Linked DNA regions of Homo sapiens: region 1 is linked to region 2. The links are chromatin contacts, found by Hi-C or POLR2A ChIA-PET in ENCODE. All regions are on one chromosome and are shown on one strand. The core of a region is the stretch at or near the end of the contact, and the rest is flanking DNA. Distances in the headings are between cores, read along the strand shown.

Region 1 (7,625 bases), core at 4,375-6,874, 110 kb after region 2:
TGAGGACAACAAACAAGGCAGATGACTGAGCCTACCTAGTGCACCCATGGTAATATGTGAGCATGCATTGGGCCCTGGGATTTAAAAAATGTTATGAAAGGGCTGGGCATGGTGGCTCATGCCTGTAATCCCAGCACTTTGGGAGGCCGAGGCGGGCAGATCATGAGGTCAGGAGTTCAAGACCAGCCTGGCCAACATGGTGAAACCCCATCTCTACTAAAAATACAAAAATTAGCCGTGCATGGTGGCAGGCGCCTGTAATCTCAGCTACTCAGGAGGCTGAGGCAGGAGAATTGCTTGAACCCAGGAGGCGCAGGTTGCAGTGAGCCGAGATCACGCCACTGCACTCCAGCCCTTGGCAACAAGAGCAAAACTCCAACTAAAAAAAAATATATATATATATGAAGGGCATTTTGATAATTGGGAGAATTTTGAATAAAGGCTGAATCAATATTGATATGTATGTGTACATGTATATACATATATAGATTTTAAATGAACAAACTACACTCATAATATATGTCAGTTCTGGTGATGTTTGAAGCACACAAGGAAACGTGACTTCTACTTACCTCCCCAGTGACATAAAAGTCATTATTTTTATATTCAGGAAATATCTGGAAAAACTGAATTAGTGCACTGCAAAAAGAAGAACAAGAACAACACAAATTAATCAGAAAAATGATTCAGGATCTCTTCATGCTAGGATATCAAATCTAACTCTTTGGCAATAGGTTTCACACTTGAAATAAGATACCACTCTGCTATGAGCTCCTGTAGGACATTTTATTTACACAATACATGTGGGCTTACTTTGTGATAATAAGAAGTTTGGACAAGTGGACATCAATACTCTGGGCATGTTTCCAAATTACTGATATACCAGTTTGGATCATCTAACTGTTGAGGGCACCTTGAGCAAATAATACAGGTTTCACATGTTACGTAGCAATTCTTGGAGGTAGTTCTGCAAACTTTATGATCCCATTAGCCCGGGTTTGTGGTGAAGTAAGGGAAGTCTTAGTTGCTTACCAACCCCCACTGTGGGGGACTCTGAACATTTCTGATGGAGCTCCAAGAATGCCACATTTTAATAACCAAAGAACAGAAAAACTGTAAGATGACTATAATTTAAAAGAAAAACAGCAAATGGTCACAGATATTGAAATAAATGTACAGTAGGCTCTGGGCTAAAAAAAAGAAAAACACATTTACTAAAGAATGCTAACAGCCGGCCAGGGCGGTGGCTCATGCCTATAATACCAGGACTTTGGGAGGCTAAGGTGGGCGGATAACGAGGTCAGGAGTTCGAGACCAGCCTAGCCAACATAGTGAAACCCCATCTCTACTAAAAATACAAAAATTAGCCAGGCATGGTGGTGCGCGCCTGTAGTCCCAGCTACTCAGGAGGCTGAGACAGAAGAATCACTTCAACCAGGGAGGCTGAGGTTGCAGTGAGCTGAGATTGCGCCATTGCACTCCAGCCTGGGCAACAGAGTAAGACTCTGTCTCAAAAAAAAAAAAAAAAAAAAAGAATGCCAATAGCCACTTCAGTGATGAAATAGATTTTAACAGACTCAAGGAGTGATTTCATAATAAGCAAGAAGACAGTGGATTTTTAAATGATTCTTTACCTGAACAAAATATTTCAAAAAAAGGAAAACAAAAACTTGTGAAACTCAGTAGCTCTATGAGTGTTTTGACCCAGACTGCAGTGCCTGCGAAGCTAGGGGAGGTTGTTGGCCCAGTTTCCTGCTGAGAGACTAAAAGCCATGAACCATCCAGGAAGATGAAAGGCAAGGAGGCTCTGAAAACCCAGGAGGATGGCGAAGTTCAAGGGTTACAAAGAGGCAAAATTGGGTCATTACAATCACCATGATCCTAGCTATATTTAATTTTCAAAGGCTGCATAAAAATTCACCATGAAACACTACTGTAGAGTTTCGGTGTATTTCTGTATTCATTATTTATAGTGGCCTTTGTAGCAACTAAATCTGAGAAGCTGCATTTTATAGCTTCTATGTTTGTGCTGGCAATAAGCTGGCTTTAGAGTGCAGATAAAAATAGGCATTCATTCTCCACCCTTCCCTCTCCAACCTTCAGGCTAAAATCTACTTCCTTTTCTCTCTTCCTGCTTGTTGGAATGGCAGGAGATAATTTAGCATAGTAAATCTCAATTAAGCCTTTGGCTTTAGCTTAAAGCTTATTTCCTTGTAGTATTTGCTGGAGAGTCATTAGGGTTGCTGGATTTAGCAAATGAAAACATAAGACATGGCTTAATTTTGAATTTCAGATAACAAATAATGGCTTAGTATAAGTATGTCCCAAATATTGCATGGAATATACTTACATTAAAATTTTATTTGTTGTTTACCTGAAATTCAAATTTAACTGGGTATTTTGTGTTTTATCTGATAATCTTGGTCAGAGATAATCTCCCAGGTTACTTCTATCTCGAAAATGGCAGGATTCTCCAGCTCAAGTTCCACTTGAGGAAGTTATCATCGAGTTTCAATTTCAGTTTTTATTTCACAGCCAAAAAACTGGCTATTTTTTTTTAAGCAAGCACTTAGTAGCGTGGTAGCACTCCTGTTTCTTAAAAGAGAGTGAAGAATGAAAAAAGTAAATTTAGTAAATTAGATTTACATATGCCATTTGCTCATTTAACTGTATTTTAGTCAAGAACTCTTCTTATTACATGGTGAGCATTTTCTAGAAAATAGAATCTAGAATCAAGCCCACATGAAATTACAAATTTTAGAAGCAGATCTGCTAAACATATATATAATACATAAGTGGCCGGGCGCGGTGGCTCACACCTGTGGGAGGCCGAGGCGGGCAGATCACGAGGTCAAGAGATTGAGACCATTCTGGCCAACGTGGTGAAACCCCGTTTCTACTAAAAATACAAAAATTATCTGGGTGTGGTGGTGGGCGCCTGTAGTCCCAGCTACTCAGGAGGCTGAGGCAGGAGAATTGCTTGAACCTGGGAGGCAGAGGTGGCAGTGAGCCGAGATCACGCCACTGCACTCCAGCCTGGCGACATAGTGAGACTCCGTCTCAATAATAATAATAATACATAAGCATGTGTGTTCACAAGTGCACACTCCATGCATTTATTCAGGTACAAGAGCTACATGGCACAAGAAGCATGCTTCTTCTTGGTGATTCCATTTGGCCACCTTGCTGGCATTGTGCTAAGGACTTGTCTCATAAACAGAATTTTAGTTAAGGGCTCTCTGCTCGCAGAAAGGTACCTTAAAGGACCAAAAAGAGAAACAGATTGCAAGGAAGAATGACTAGGAGAAAATTATTCCTCAGATAAGTTTTTAAACAGAGATTGGGTGGATGCAGGGCAGAAAAGGTGAGTGGACATGATCATGCATTGTAGACCCAAAGACAGCACTGGAATCTGGTCAGTTCTAATAGAGTCAGAAGCATAATCATAAACACAAGCAACATTCAGGATAATCGAGTTTCAGATAATCTAAGCAAAAGTTCCATGCCAAAAAAGCCAAGCAAAGTGTACCTACAGTCACTGGCAGTGGACTTGAGGTAAGAGGTGGGACTCAACTACAAAGGTAGGGCTTGGACACTGGATCAAATTGAGGACTAGCTAAGACAGGGCCTGGGCGGAAGCAGCTTTCCATAAGACATGCCTATCAGTGGGCCATGTCAGTTTACCATTGTGATGGCAACACCCAGGCGTTACCACCCCTTTCCATGGCAATGACCCAAAGACTCAAAAGCTACCATCCATTCCCTAGAAAATTCTGCATGAACCAACCCTTAATCTGCATGTAATTAAAAGTGGGTTTAAATACAACTGCAAAATTGCCCTAAGCTGCTACTCGGACTAGGCAGTAGCCCTGCAGGAGCAGACACGGAGTTGTAACACTGCCCCTTCAATAAAGCTATTTTCTTCTACCTCCATCTCACCATTGAATTCTTTTTTTTTTTTTTTAATTGAGATGGAGTTTCGCTCTTGTTGCCCAGGCTGCAGTGCAGTGGTGTGATCTCGGCTCACCACAACCTCTGCCTCCCAGGTTCAAGTGATTCTCCTGCCTCAGCCTCCCAAGTAGCTGGGATTACAGGCATGCACCACCAAGCCCAGCTAATTTTTCTATTTTTAGTAGAGATGGGGTTTCTCCATGTTGGTCAGGCTGGTCTGGAACTCCTGACCTCAGGTGATCTGCCTGCCTCGGCCTCCCAAAGTGCTGGGATTACAGGTGTGAGCCACCACACCTGGCCACCCTTGAATTCTTTCCTGGGCAAATCCAAAACCCCTCACAGGCTAAGCCCCACTTTGGGGCTCATCTGCCTTGCACTGGACCGATACAAGCTCAGCAACAGGAATCCTGGCAGTGCTGCTCTGTTGGAACCCGTGAAGGGAGCCTCTTCTGCATTCACTCTACATCTAGCAAGGCTGAGCCATGATCCTCTCCACCTGGCACAGGACACAGAGTTTTCTCATTTAATATAGGAAGCCTGCTTCCTAGCTGCATTGCTATGAAGCTTTGTTTAGCAACACTACATATCATTTCCCATTGCAAACCAACATGTAGGAGAAAACTATAGCAGCACTTCCATTTGGCTGCTAAGAAAATAACTATAGGTCCACCACTAGACTGAGCACCAGGAGGGCAGGGGGTTTGAGGACTGCTTACTACTGTCTCACCAGCACCAAGAACAGCAGCTGGCACATAATAGGCAATTGGTAAACAATGGCAGAAGGAGATTGGCACCAGCTAGTGTACTCCAAATCAAAGTTAATACATTTCATAATTTGTTTTAAACCAGAGAGGCATTGTGACTAAATAGCATATTCCAAATAAGAAAAGTGGGAGAGTATTTTAACATCTTGTTCGTGAAAAAGTTTTATTTCCAAACACAAAAGCAGCAAAACTGTGAACGGTAAATGTCTCCTTACAGCCATGCACTATTAATAGTCAAAAAGAATGAGATTTTCTGAAAAAAGAAAGTTGGTTTTCAAAGGGAGAAAATGAAAGCTCCACTCTTTAAACCTGTAGTAGCCCATTTGCAGGTTTTGAAGCGACCCTCTTATTCCAAACACCCATCTGGAGAGCTGGAGAGAAGAATGTGGTCACAAAGGGAAATGAATAGTGTAAACTATAAAGGAAACAGCTGAAATCAGTTTTCTGCACCACCCTTGATTAGCTATTTTCCAGTTCTAAGAGCCCGAAGCAAAAAGAACTACAACAGCTATAAACAATAGATGCTTTGAAATAGGTTCCCTTTACATGTCAGGAAAGAGGAGATGGACCACATGTCAGCAGTCGACATCCCCATATGGAGGGGCAACTGGAAGCTGTAACTGTCTTTGGGGGAGGGGAAGGAAAGACAGAAACGGCTTGGCAGTGATGCTCTGTCTTAGAGGGGGCCCGATGCATCTCTTCAATACAGAACCTCTGCCCTCAGGGTGTTTGCTAGTTAACCACTGAGCTTGTTTGGATTTAAACCAAAGAGGGATGGGAGGTGGGGGCGGGGAGTAGGTTTCTAATCTGAAGAAAGAGAGCACACAGTGCCAAGAGAGCCCTGGCCCTGGCTCTGAAGAAGCCTGTGAGGAGGACTGCCGTCCGTTACGTCTGTGGAGGGAAGGGGAGGAGGTGCTGGGGGGAACACCCCGTCAGCATCTTGGCAAATATGTCCCTAGGACCCCACTGTATGTGGAAGCAGAAGTGTGGGGCCCTGGGCATCCCCCTAGAAACTGAATAGAAGTGATCGAATCATGGAACATGTGAAAAACAAACAAAAGTGGAGAAGACAACAGCCATATTCTTTTCTGGGTGGGCAGAGGGAGAGATCTTTGGGAAAGGGGCTTGGAAGTAGTTCTTTCTTCTCTCCCCCCGGCCACCTATCTGCCTCAGAGAGAAAGAAAAGTAAAACGGAAAGCTTTTGTCAGAGATCAGCAAACTCTGACTCCTATTAGATGCACTTTCGCTTTGAGGATTGGTAGTAATTAACAGAGTGCTTGGTGGAGGTGTGGGGTAGGGAGCTAGTTAACTCCTTCTGGCCACTAGGGTTCTTTTAGTAAATTATTATAATACATAAAGCGGTGCCCTAGTGACCAGAAAGAATCTAGGACTTGGTCTCTAGTAATAATTTGTAGACTGGAAAAATCTGACCAAATAAGAAAGGTCACTTGCTTTTTTTTAAAAATGCTAAAAATAGCAATGATTAATATGAGTGAAAAAAGGGAGAAATTATATGGACACTGTTTGGCCAGACTTACAACTTTACATTTTTCCTTTTTTTTTTTTTTTTAAGCAAAACAAAACTTTCATAAGAAGAAGAGAGAATACTAGAGACTAACAAGCTAAGTTTTCAGCCTGGAAAAGTCATGAAATAGAAGCAAAAAGTAAAAAATTGCATCCAAAAGCCACGAAAAGAAGAATCCTGAGAAACAAACAAATATCTGAAAAGATGTTGTCTCCCTGCAAATGCAAAGTTAAATACAAATTTGGAAAACAAGTAGAAACCTTTCAGATGTCTGGTTGAAAGGTTTAAAAAATAATCTTTAATTGAAAAATTCTGCTCTGTGTGTGTGGATGTGAAAATATCCTTAAATTATCTTCAGGAATTGGACTATAAGGCTCAGTCAATAAAAATTCCAACACTAGAATAATTTTCCTATTGAGATAGAAAAATGTTTGGTCTTAGGAAAGCCAAGAGAAAGCAGGAGCATTTTACCTGTATAAATCCCGTGCTACATCGTCCTCATTGACTGCATATCCGTGGGTATCATCAGTAAAACTGAAGCCTGTGCCCACCTGCAGGAGAAATAAACACGCAGGTATAAACACAGAGAAACACATGCCTTAGGGACCTGCAGAGAGGTCCCACACTGGAAGGTGACCTTGTTCCAAAGGCCAAGCTCAGACTTCAGATTTTTGCCGTTGCCCCCCTATGCCTTTAGCCCTCCTCCCAGGAGGATGCTAGGTGCCACCTATTCTCTCCACCCCCTAAAGCCCAAATAAAACAGCAACACAGAGCTTTGCCCTGGGGTCAGTGGCTGAGCTGTCCTGTGCCTCAGTGGAGACCCTGCCAGATGTTGATTTAAGGAAGAAGGATTCATCTTTTCCATCCCCTGCTACAGTATCAAAAGATCCAAAGTTGTCTCCTCTCTGAAACCTGGAGAGTGCATGGCTCTGTCCTGCCAAGAAGAAACTCTTGGTTGGCGCAGTGGCTCACTTCTGTAATCCCAGCACTTTGGGAGGCTGAGGCGGGCGGAACACCTGAGGTCAGGAGTTTGAGACCAGCCTGGCGAAACCCCGTTTCTACTAAAAATACGAAAATTAGCCGGGCATGATGGCGGGCACCTGTAATCCCAGCTACTCAGGAGGCTGAGGCATAAGAATCACCTGAGCCCAGGAGGCGGAGATTGCAGTGAGCTGAGATCATGCCACTGCATTCCAGCCTGGGTGACCAAGCGAGACTCCGTCTCCAAAAAAAAAAAAAAAAAAAAAGAAAGAAACTCTTTAGGCTGAAGAAAAAGGTAGTTGTACATTGTCTTCCTCTTCTTCTTCTTCCTCCTCCTCCTCCCCCTTCTTGTCTTTATTTGCAAGAAATATGGCCATTAAGCCATTTCATCTTCAGTAGGTAAG
Region 2 (6,863 bases), core at 1,945-4,444:
TACCACCTATCACGAAGAAGAGCTATAATATTCTGTGGGTCTTTTTATTTTTGAGGTAACATAAACACTTTTAGAGTCTATTGTTCAGAGCAATGTTGTGAGTTACCTACTACGCTGCAAGTTTTGTCTAGGGACCAGTGCAAAAAAGGGCTCAAGAGAGAGCAGGGTTTCTCAGTCTTGGCACTATTGACATTTACGGGACAGGCAATTCTTTGCTGTGGGGCGGGCCTGTGCATTGCAGGATGTTTAATAGCATGCCTGGCCTCCACCTACCAGATGTTAGTAGCATCACTCCCCATAGTTTTGAGAACTGAAAATGTCTGCAGACATTGCCAAATATTTTCTGGGGTGCAAAATCACCCCCATTTGAGAACCATTGGGCTACAGCATGTCTAGTTAAGCTTTAAGGTGAGAATCATTGGGCTACAGCAGGTCTAGTTAAGCTTTAAGGTGACTACAGTACTGGCTGACAACTGGACTGCAGCCTCGTGAGAGACCCTCAGCCAGATTCTCCCAACTGTGCTGTTCCCAGATTCCTGACCCTCAGAAACAATGTAAGATGATAAATGCATGTTGTGAAGTTTTGGGGTAATTTATTACTCAGGAAACTCAGACAACTAATACACCAGTCCTCTGAGCCATAAGGTTAGGCATGCATGGCAGAAATCCATCATCAGGTGTAAGTAGTAAAATAGTATATACCAGGTTCGGTTTGAGCAGGTCCTTCAGGCACAAGTAAGTTTCAAGAGCAAGTGGCTGTGACTTCCATAGCATCTATTCTTGCTGCAATTTTAATTCACCATCAGTCCACATCTGTGACCTCTTAGGATTGACTGTTGACAGACTAAGAAAACATTTGGGCCTGGTTCGCAGATGGTCCCTTGCAGTTTGCAGGCACCAGGTAGATGTGGACTGCTGAAGCATTGCAGCCCAAATCAGGAACGTGGTAAGAGGAGCTCTCTCAGGACCAAACACTGAGCATGTTATCTGGAGGGAGAGATGGCCAGAAGTCGAGATATATACCAATTGATGGGTCATTAATGGTTTTATTAGCATACTGGTGACAACGAAGTCTAGGAAAAAGGTTTGCAGATGGACCTTTCCCTATGGGCACTATCACATATGAATTCTCATTAGAGGGCATCCACTGATGAGGCCCTCAGCAGTCCACTGACAGGATAGCCTGTTCTGTGGATGTCAGTCAGTCCATTTCCAGCAACCCCGAGGCTTGCTTAATAGGCTCATGAAGAGCATGGCCATTGTGGCAGGGAGAGAAGCCAGACATGAGTTCAACAATGTGGACTTCCCCTCATCAAACTGGTCTGGCTCCTGTCACTGATAAATGACTAACTTGCTGACAGGGGCTCTACCATCTCTGAGTCTCTGATGTGGAGTCATTCCCCAGGGGGACCAGTCAGCCATCAGATTATTGCATGGAACTTCTATTATGAAGGACATGATTTTGTCCTCTAGAATAGACACTATTTATTTTTTCTTTCTTTCTTTTTAAATAGAGACAGGGTCTCACTCTGTCACCCAGGCTGGAGTGCAGTGGTGCAATCATAGCTCACTATAACCTTGAACTCCTGGGCTCAAGTGATCCTCCTGCCACAGCCTCCCAAGTAGCTAGGACTACAGGCACTCACCACCATGCCCAGCTCTTTTTTAAAAAAAATTTTTTTGTTCAGACAGGGTCTCGCTATGTTGCCCAGGCTGGGACACTATTTCTAAATATGCTGTGCATTCACTGCCTGCAGTGGGTTTATCAGTACCACCATCTGTGAACTTAACACAGAGCCTTATTTAATAGCATGATGATTATGACCAAAGAAGTTCTTTGCTTGTGACCAAAGAACTAATTTTACAGCAAAAGTAGTACAGCATTGGTATCATGCCCATGGGACTTATTGGATTACCATGTACTCCAGCACCCAAAGGTAGTTATCATTACAAAATTTAGAAATAGATAACTGAAGTTTCAAAAATGGTACCATCTGGAAGATAACTGCCTGCAGTCTAGGTGGCTTTCTTACTGCACGTAGATTATGCTTTGAATCAGCAAATGAGTGATGCTATGTCTCTCATAGTCAGGATACACAGACCTGGGAGTCAAGGGGTAAAAATGAGAGTGGCTACTCTCACTATCACATCCTGAATATCACTCACAGAATATTTGCCCTCCTTCTACAAAACATAGATCAGCTGGTTTAAAGGTCTTGATTCCTAGGAGAGAACGCTTCCTCTAGGGGAAACAATAACGTTCCACTGAACTGGAATTCGATACTTCTGTCTGCCCATTTCAAGTTTCTTCTGCCACTAAATGGACAGGCAAAGAAGAGGGTTACTTTTCTGGCTGGGGTGACTGAACAGAATTATTACCAGGGAGTAATTGGGTTGCCGTGACACACAATGGTGGCAGAGAGGACTATGTCTGAAGCCCTGGAAATTCTCCTGGGTGCCTCTTAGCACTTCCATGTCCAAGAGTAAAAGTTTCTGGAATAATATTGCAACCTGCAGGACAGCTAAAGACTTAGACCCTTCAAAAATGAAGGTTTCAATAATCTTGCCAAGAAAAGAACCCCAGACAACTAACTTCAGTTGCTGGCTGAAGGTAAAAGGAAGATGGAATGGACGTTGGAAGAAGTTCATTCTCAATTATTATTTAACTATTATCATCATCAGTCAACTAGTTTTGTTACCAGTCACCAAAACAAAACCCGTAGCAGCTATGCACATTTTCTTCTTTGTTTACTCTGCATAACACTGAGTGTTGGTGGTTAATTTTACAACTTAGCCTTTAGGTTGTAGAACATCCATTATAAAAGGTGCAATGGTGTCTGAAAGGAAAAAATTTAACATCACCCTGGGATGAATACAGTGGCTGAGGCCACTATCTTACAGGGTTTTACTCTGAATTATCTGTTTTAGGGAGAGAGTGAACTTGTGTTCATCTGTGTGAGGAATAAAATTGCATTCTGTGAGGAAGAAGTGTGATGTTGCTGTAGGGTGCGTACAATGGAATGTGTGGATGCTGAGTAGCAAAAGGGTGGATGTGCTGGATTGTGTCTCTTGACTCTTAAGTCCAAGTCCACCCTTCTGGATAATCCTCCATCCTCTTTCCCAGACTCACTCATCCAGCTGGTTTCATGGGAGGCGCTGGTGCTAGGTTCCAGTGTGGGAGGAGGAGATTAGCCATTTTCCCCAGCTGGCCTGGACTGCCTGTGCTCTGGGCTCCAGCAATCCGGGGATAGTTTCAGCAAGATCAACACTGAGTATCCCTGACAGGATTCAGCCAAGGGCCAGTGGCAGCTTCCCAGCCTCTTTGGGTAAGAGCCCCTTCTTTTTTTGCTCCTCAGTCCTTCCAGTAGTTTTTAACCAATTTCCTGTGTTCCATCCTACTCTGCTTGAGATATATAGAGAGGTTTCTACTTTTGTGTTTGAGCACTGAATGATACATAGTTCCTTCCATATCAGTCCATAGTGAGCTTCCTCATTCTCTAGTCAAAAAAAAAAAAAAAAAAAAAAAAAAAACCCAAACAAACAAACAAACAAAACAGGAATACATCATATTTATATGAGAAGACCCAATAATGGATATTTAGACTGCTCTCAATCTGCTCTTTTAATCAATAAGAGTAGTAAGTACATTTCCATTTCAGGAAAGTATTATCAAGGCATATATTTGGAAATTTTTGTGTCTTACCCCACTTGGAATTTTACGCGCCAGAGCTCTTATGCAGGAATCTAAATGGCTGAAATAGGATTAAACTAGACTGTGGAATCTAGAGAGCGTTCAACTGCAGCTGGTTATTTATTGCTTAATAAGTATTTTGAAGTATTGTTCGGCTATGTCCTAGCCTTATCTCTTCCAAATGAATTGCAAGCACTCGGAGCTTGATTTTTTGTCATCTTTTGAATATGTAAATGTGTCATGTTGGGAGGGGGGTTGGTAGTACCTCCCTCCTCTGTGATTCATGTCACCTGAATGTGTCATCCTACTGGCAGTCTAGGAAGAGCCCTGCATAGGTCTTAGGTTTTCTCTTGAGGAAGGAGCTCATGACACAGCCAGCACTTCCACATAGGATAGTAGCTCAAATAGAGGTCCAGTTTGTTTTATTATTGGGCTTATTCCAAATTCCTTTCCTGGGGCACTGTGCTTTAGAAATGCTTTTTTCTTAATTATGAAATATTTTAATTGATTTGTGGGCAGTGCCTCTTATTCAGCCTGTGCAGCCAGTCCCTTTGGTCCAGCTCAGGGTTGGAGGACTGCCTGGACCTGTTCAACGCCCTCAGCCCCGTGAGGCCGCCTCAGGCCATCTCACCCATCTGACACTGCTTCCACTGACCACAGAATGAAGGCCTCTTTAGCTCTTTGCTAGCTCCATCCCCCAACTCTGTTTCTTGATTTTATCTTCTTTAATTAATGAAGTGCACTTTTGCTATCTTCTTAACTTTTAGGTATTCAGATGATTCTGCCGTTCCATTTCCAGCTCTTAGACTCGTTGAATGTTCTAAAATGGGAAAGGCTGGGTCCTGTTTATAGTTGCCTTGCCAACTCCCAATCAGCCTTTTCCTAAGGAAGATTTTTCTTTAGCCAGTCTACACTTTCATAGCAACTTAGAGTGTGACAGGAATCCTCAAACATTCAGAAGTGACTTGGCCGGTAGAGATCCGGAGTTGCATTTCTAGCATGAATATCCAGCCTTGTCCCTTGAGGGTTCAACTTTAATAATCTTTAACATAATCCCTTTAAAACACAAATCCCTGGCAGATCCAAGCTGCTTTGGTACAAAAGTTCTAGAGATTAAAACCAAAGCTGCTTTCGGTGGTAGTGCTGTTATACTGTCAATCCCATTGCCAGCCAAATTAACAGCATACATTTCTGATAACCCACCTAATGCTGGTAAGCAATCAATAGCCAGATTCATTTAACTCTCAGAAGCTTAAGTGCTGTTAAATCACATTTCCTGTTCATGGGGCTGAATCCTAGAAGATGTGCAAGAGTTGTTTTTTCAAGTACTCAGTGGAAAAAAGAAAGAAGGCATGTAAAGGAAAAGGTTTTAGTACTTATATGTTATATTGATTATATATAACATTTATATTCACTGTAATATTGAACAAAAATAGTTTATACTGATCATTTACTACACGAAACAGCATTACCTAAGATAAATGGTAACTGATTTGCTAATTTTCTAGATAGTCACATTCACAGATAAGTTCACAGCTGGATCAGATACACCGTTAACAAAAACTGGTTTTTAAAACTATCAAAACAGGAAGAACATGGAAACTTCATCCCTAAATCCTCAATGGCACATTGGAGATTTCTTAACGCGTATTGCTTTTCTTTTCACTGGAATTCCACATGCAAGTTGTGAAGTGCAAGACTGAACTATTAGAAGCTCCAGATTTGACATGATCGCAAATTAGTTTTACCTCTTGCTGGTACATATTCCCTATGTTCAGGTTCATAGAAATCCCAGAAAACACATAGGTCTCCATCTGAATTTTGGTCAAAGGATTCAGTTCTACCTCTTTCATCCTGGCCCAGTTTTACTGCTGGGAGTCTCACTGGCTTTCTCTTTAGCCGTCAACAAATTTGGAGCAAGCTTTTCTCTCTGGGAAAAGATTACATATGGCAGTCTGGATTTTAGTTTATATTTTCATTATAAATGAGAGAGTCTTTTAAAAAGCCACTTAAGAATCACTGCACAGCTTCATGTGGGATTTGGCCAACGGTTGTTGGGGTTCTAAGCTATTAAATCAGCTTTTTTCTAACTGCGAAAAGCAGAGGTTGAAATTTTATATTTTTTCAACTCCTCAACCAGTGGCTTAAGTAGTTGAGTTATTAAGAAGAAAACAATATGGAGTATTTTTCAGAATTAGACATTCGCTTTTGGTTTGTTTATCCACAGATGAAAAGAGTTGAGAAGATTTCATCTTAGCATATCTAATTTGAATTACATCTCTTCTACCAGAATCCTTTTCTCGGGCATAATGTAGCGGGAACCATCAGTTTGTTATTGCTGGCAGGTCTCAGCTTGTAACCAACAGAGGAATATTCCAGTCCTGCCATGACACAAAATAGAATTTGTATTCGTACTGGAAGAAAGGGTTGACTTTCTAAATACCTTATTGTAGTTTATGAGTTTAAATTAAGCTAGATTTTTTAAAAAATCTATTTGTAAGGGTCTCATTGCCTCTAAAGAGCAAAACTAGGTCAAAACTTCCCTTAACTTAAAGGTGGATAAACAATTCTATTTCACATAAAATACCATGAAATTGAAAAGATGACCAAACTCACAATTTCCCATTAGAAAATACCTCAGTTCATTCAACAATAAATATGAATGAACATTTACGAAGTGTCAGGTGCTCCACTAGGAGCTGTGAACACAGGACAGAATAAAACAGACAAAAGTACCTGTCCTCGTAGCTTTTCTTAAGGCTTTCTGGAATGAACTAAAACATTAATGAATTGTTAATATGAAAAACAAACTAGTTTTCTTCATTAAATGGGTGTAGTTGCCAATGTAATAAAAATTATAAGTTAAAAATACTATCCAAGAATTTCTGTGACACCAAGACCTCTGAAGGTCTTTGCTACTGTGCTGATTGCAATGAACAGAACTTTTATATCCATTTGTTCTAGGAAAGTGTTGTTCTCTGGATACCATGTTGCCAAAGAAAAAAATATATCGTTTCTGGGTAGATTCAGAAACAGAGCTGTAAATGATTCTGGCAGGATGAGCATGGAAGGGAGAAGATATTAACAACTGGAAAATGGCCTTGTTGCCAGAGGCTCCATATGATGGCATTAGAAGCCACATGATAGAATTAGACTTGAGGTTATATGCAGG

Evidence for each region. Hi-C counts contacts between places; a loop is a spot of excess contacts on that map. ChIA-PET counts read pairs that join two places held with the same protein, here RNA polymerase II (POLR2A). Pooled maps may share reads with other maps.
Region 1: a loop to region 2 is called in a map of vagina, with 3 times the contacts of the local background. The contact joins the enhancer-like site here to the promoter of CPVL-AS2 in region 2. A Hi-C loop is called at or near these places in 1 of 168 maps with a recorded cell type or tissue (vagina) and 2 of 50 pooled maps. POLR2A ChIA-PET finds 5 or more read pairs at or near these places in 2 of 52 experiments (HCT116 and activated CD4-positive, alpha-beta memory T cell).

The regions. Positions count from the first base shown.
Region 1 is chr7:29,085,912-29,093,536 of GRCh38, forward strand. It overlaps CPVL (carboxypeptidase vitellogenic like), which reads right to left. Exons shown (of 13, transcript NM_031311.5): 6 at 6,712-6,791; 7 at 573-639. Among named protein-coding and RNA genes, the nearest start is that of CPVL-AS1, 9.4 kb to the left of the region's middle. Within about 2 kb of position 5,625, at least 8 of the 41 ENCODE cell types and tissues checked have a DNase peak (open chromatin) inside an H3K27ac peak, as active enhancers do.
Region 2 is chr7:28,976,773-28,983,635 of GRCh38, forward strand. CPVL-AS2 (CPVL antisense RNA 2) reads left to right here and starts at 3,195. Exons shown (of 5, transcript NR_038965.1): 1 at 3,195-3,326.